Regions from separate parts of the Mus musculus genome. Here region 1 is linked to region 2. The links are chromatin loops, found by intact Hi-C in ENCODE. Cell type or tissue: heart. All regions are shown on one strand.

What was found. Hi-C counts contacts between places; a loop is a spot of excess contacts. Peaks named below come from ENCODE experiments on the same cell type or tissue, not always from the same donor. Only the 100,000 strongest peaks of a DNase experiment are listed, where the experiment ranks them.
Region 1: a loop joins it to region 2, with 2.2 times the contacts of the local background. A loop is called at or near these places in 4 of 42 quality-filtered maps.

What each region holds. Positions count from the first base shown.
Region 1 is chr5:148,443,758-148,446,257 of GRCm38, forward strand. No RefSeq gene overlaps it. Among named protein-coding and RNA genes, the nearest start is that of Slc7a1, 45 kb to the left of the region's middle. In heart, a CTCF peak has its summit at 1,409 (motif pointing right); a DNase peak (open chromatin) is centred at 134; H3K27ac peaks cover 554 bases.
Region 2 is chr5:148,385,259-148,387,758 of GRCm38, forward strand. The region is part of intron 1 of Slc7a1 (solute carrier family 7 (cationic amino acid transporter, y+ system), member 1); the gene reads right to left. Among named protein-coding and RNA genes, the nearest start is that of Slc7a1, 13 kb to the right of the region's middle. In heart, a CTCF peak has its summit at 1,471 (motif pointing right); no DNase peak of the experiment used is centred here; H3K27ac peaks cover 296 bases.

The DNA of each region.
Region 1 (2,500 bases), 58 kb after region 2:
AACCCTTGCAGCTTCTTGAAGAGTGGAATGCCTGTGCTCTGAGCTGCAGCAGAAAGCCAGCAGGCACCCCAGGCCCTAGGCTCCTGGCAGATGGACAAGGAAAGCGAAGCTTGTGGGCTGGGCCTTGGAGCTGCAATGCTCGCCCTCCCGTGCCTTTAGACTGACTCACTGGCATGTTGGCAGGCTGTTATTAAATGCTGCCTGCCTGTCTGAAGTCAGGGCTTGCAGCTTTGCTGCAGGCCATCACTTTAGAGGCTGTCCCATCCATCCACCACCCCGGGCACCTCCTGCCCACCATCCCTGGGAGCCTTCATTGATTCACTTCCTGCTCCTGGGTTTGTGCTGGGACACGCAGCCATGACCCCAGGGGCTCTTCTCCTTCCAGGTGCTAGTCCTTGGCCTCTCCCAGGTTTGCAGAGCACATTCCTCGAGTTTGTTCCCATTGCCCTTTGGCAGACAACTCGGGAAGGAAGGCTCTGGAGCCAAGAAGCAAATTTCCCTTGCTAAGCGCTGGTAGAACTCTCAGTACCTACAGTGCTGCTGGCCACCTCTCTTAAATACTCTTTCCAGCCTCCGCTAGGCAAGCACTGCCCACGATCTAACAAGCATGGCACCCCTGAAATCTCTCCCGCCTCTGTCTCCCACCTCGGCATCCCGTGAACTGCTGTGTGCACCATTAACACTTTATACCCTTGGTTTTCTGTGTCAGCTAGGTGGCATGGTGTTATTGGGAGTGGGGGTGGGGGGAGCGCAAGAAAATGGCCAGGTCCCAGGTCAGTGTGGGAGGTGAAAGGGACAAGTGTCATTAATGGCTTTCCTTTTTGCAGACTGAATAGGGATGGGAGCAGATGCGTTGTGTGCCAGGTTATCCTGCAGAAGTCATTGGGAAGTCACTTGCAAGAGCCAGTTAGTCTTCTCGACCACAGCCTTAAAGCCGGCCAATGTTCCATGGACCTTACTGGAAATTTTTGTTGCAAGGAAAGTGAGTTCCTGTTCACAGGACACAGTGTGATAGCTGGACATTGAAGTACTATGTGGGAAATCCTTCCACGGCCCAGAATGATTGTCTAGAGACAATGGCAGGGAGCATGGTAATAAATTTCTTCTGCTCAGTTCCTATTGTCTAGAAACCCAACCTTGCATTTTGCATAAATTAGATCATGGGGAGAAAGTCTTCACTGGGCAGTAAAAGGCCTTTGGGATGATATATAGGGTAAAAAGTGGAAACATTGATCCCATAGAGGTGAATAGTTCACAGTCCTGGTTATGGTTCATTAGTGCTGAGTATTGTGGGGTCAGATCATGGGTGTGAAAAGCCAGTATTTTCTTTATTTTATGTGTATTGGTGTTCTGCAAGCATACATGTTGGTGTGCCATGTGTGTGTGCAGTACCTGTGGAGGCCAGAAGAGGGCATCAGATCACCTGGAGTTGTGATCTGCCATGTAGGTCGTCGGGAATCTAACCCAGGTCCTTTGGAAAAGCAGCCAGTGTTCCCAATGGCTGAGCCATCTCTCTAGCTTCTACAACATCATCTTAAAGAGTTTCCTTGACAATGAACACCTGCAGAGCATACACTGTGAGCCCAACTCAGAATGTTACAGTTCACCCAGATACTTGTTCAGTCCCTGTATCTATTTTTGTTTGTTTGTTTACCGTGCTTGAGAGCAAACCCAGCCACTGATGGATGCTAGGGGAGTCTTTCAAAGGAAGTCGGAGGAGGTTAGCAATTTAGCCACTGCCCTGGTTACTTCTCCTCTTCTGCAGAGAAACACCATGACCAAGACAACTTGAAAAAGAAAGCATTTAATTTAGGGGACAGTGTAGCAGAGTCTATGGTCAGCAAGGCAGGAAGCAGGGCAGCAGGCAGGAGTGATGGAGCATCAGCTTGAGAGCTTACATCTGATCCACAGGTAGGAGACAGACCAAAACGGCTCACAGGGAATGGCTTGGGCTTTTGAAACCTCAAAACCCACCCCAGTGACTCAGCTCCTCCAGCAAGGCCACGCCTCCTAATCCTTCTCAAACAGTTCCACCAACTGGGAACCAAGCATTCAAATATATGAACCATGGGAGCCATTCTCATTCCAACTACCACACCCACCATTAATTATGTGCATGCCCAGAGGGAGATCTAGGGTTCAGACCTCATCAGACTCTAGCATCTCTGGTCTAAACCCTTGGATAACTTCCCTTTTCTTCCTCACTCCCAAGTTCCCAGGTGCTCCAAAGCTGGCTACTGCTTTTTTTGAGCTTTTCCCAGCCTGGCAGTTAGCTGTTCTAGGCTGAGGCCTGCCTAAGCAAGAGCGCAATCTGTTTTGAGTGAAATGAGAGTGGAGCAGGCCTTTAATCTCAGCACTCAGTAGACCCGAAATGAAACAAAAACAGAGAATGAAAGCCAAGCAGAGGGCAGATGCAGGATGAGCTGCTCCAGGCTGATCTGCCACGGGTTCCCCTTAGGGGAAAAAGATGAGAAAGTTGTACGTTGGGCAAAATGTGTGT
Region 2 (2,500 bases):
AGGCATCCCAGGCAGGTTTCCATCCTTTGTTCCCTGAGGCAGACCAGGGCTGGACAGTGAGCCTTCTTCCCTGCCCTTTCTAGAGTCCTCTCCATCTTAGTTCCAGAGTCCTGTCTAGATCCAGCCCACCTCTCTGCTCGTCCTGTCTTGCAGACAAGAACCTCCCCTCGGCTCTTCACACGCTGCCCTTTGCTTAAGTCTGCTATGGCAAGCCTGCAACTCAGGAGCGCAGGAAATGCGAAGAACACAGTGGAGAGCTAACCCAAATACACGGCTCCCTCAGAGACGGTTTTTCCAGATCTCTTCTAGAGCCTCTCGGCTGGCCTTGGCTACTGTTCATTGCCCAGATGCTATCCCCCTAAATCCAAACAGGGTGTGTTTGCACCGGCAAAAATATATATTTAAAAAATCCTTTCATTTCCCTTCAATGGGAACTGTATATATTTGTCATGTATGGTTAGCTAAAAACCTTTTGAAAAATAAACCCAGGCTTCCTCCCCAGTGAGATATCTGGGGACCTCGACTTCTCATGGCCTACCCCGACATTCCAATCTCCCCCCAGAGACACCCCACACAACAGGACATGGCTGCCACCAGCCTGACACCAGGAAGTGCCTGGCCCTGCCGTGACTGGATAAGCATCCAATGGTGTCTGGTTAGGCGTGGAATGCTGGGCCCATAGCTTCTCACTCAATCTTTCCACAACTGGGATAAAGAGATTGCTCTAACTGGCAGAACCACTTCTGGACTATATTAATTTGAGGAGCATAGATCTGGTGGACCACGTGGAGATGGATGGTGGAGCCCATTTTGCCCCTTACAGTCATGCCGCTGGTCATTTCTGAACCGAAACAGGCAGGGGACGGACGGTTTCTAGAGAGCCACCTCTGTCATAGTCCTCACCCCAGACATCCTGTCTCTCCCCACCACACAGGGTCATCACTGTTCTTGTCTGATACACGATTTCTCAGTCTCACCTAACTGCACAGTGCTCTTTGGTGGTTCCATAGTCACGAACTGTCACCATTTCCTGATCAGAGCTGGAAATTCTCACAAAAGGAACGCTCATGGCGAGCCCTTCCAAATCCCAGAGCAGAGACGCTGGCCCAGTGTCTGCACTGAGAGACAGCCAAGTCTTAGGTAGACACACACTGAGTCTACCTATCCTGCAGGGGAGGGTGGGATGAATCACCAGCAGGAATGGCTTCTGTGTGGGTAGCAGGGGACCCTTCCTGGATTTTTGGGTTCGAAGGCCGGCCGTTTCAAGGCACATGAGAGCCCAGGATGCCCACACTTGAAACAGTCCCATCCCTTGAGAAATACTGCTAACAGGCGGCACGCACCATCTGTCACGGAATCTTCTTATACCTCTCTCTGTCTTGCTTGATCCTCTGTTAACATGACACAAGCTAGAGTCTTCTGGGAAGAGAGCCTCAACTGAGAGAATGACTGCATCCATTAGACTGGCCTGTAGGGGGCGCTGCCTTGATTAATGAAAACTATAAAAGAACCCACCTCTACGTAGGCGATGTCACTCCTGGGCAAGTGGTCTTGGGATGTCAGACAAAGTAACTGAGCAAGCTGGTGAGTAGTGTTCCTTCACAGTCTACTTCTACTCCTGCCTCCAGGTTCCTGCCTGAACTCCTGCCCTGCCTTCGCTTCCAGACGGACTATAATTAAGCTGATATAAACCCTTACTCCCCCAAGTCGCTTTTTGGTCCTGGTCTTTATCAGAGCAGTAGAAACCATATAAAGACACCCCCCCTGGTCACATATGAATACTTTCACCTGGCTGTGACCCATCAGGACATACCACCTCTTTTCATCCTCTGAAAGGGGTGAGTGTTCTTAGCATGGCTGTAGACTTGCTGGCATAATGCGTTGTCAGCCATAATGCCTCTGGAGGCAAATGAAGGCTTTGCATATTTCCAGTGACCACATCACGTGAGATGACTATAAACAACCCCTAAGTCCTGGAAAGAGGGACCATAAACCAACCTCGTTTCTCTCAAAACAATCAATGATTGGACACCCCCCCCCCCAAAGCCAACACACAGGACAAAATTTACAAACTACCCAGGGGGAACAGGGCAAGCTAAGTCTTCTCACTCTGCCGCCCATCCAAACCACGGCCACCACCCAGGGCCGTTCATCTCATCTGCAGAGGTGATCACACGTCCCAGACTGGAGGTGGGGGGTGTGAATGACATCTGCTTTACCGATGATTGGTTTTTGGCTTTATAAATGACCATTTTCTATGTCTTTAAAGGAATCCTGGTGACAAGCATAGGAATTAATGAATTTGTGAGACACAGCCAGGTGTGGTGGCACACACCTTTAGTCCTGGCATTCAGGAGGCAGAGGCTGGTAGAGCTCTGAGTTTGAGGCCAGCCTGGTCTAAAGAGTTAGCTCCAGGACTGCCCAGTCTACACAGAGAAACCCTATCTTGAAAAATAAAATAAGGGAGGGGGAGGGAGAGAGAAAGGCGTAAGACAGCCAT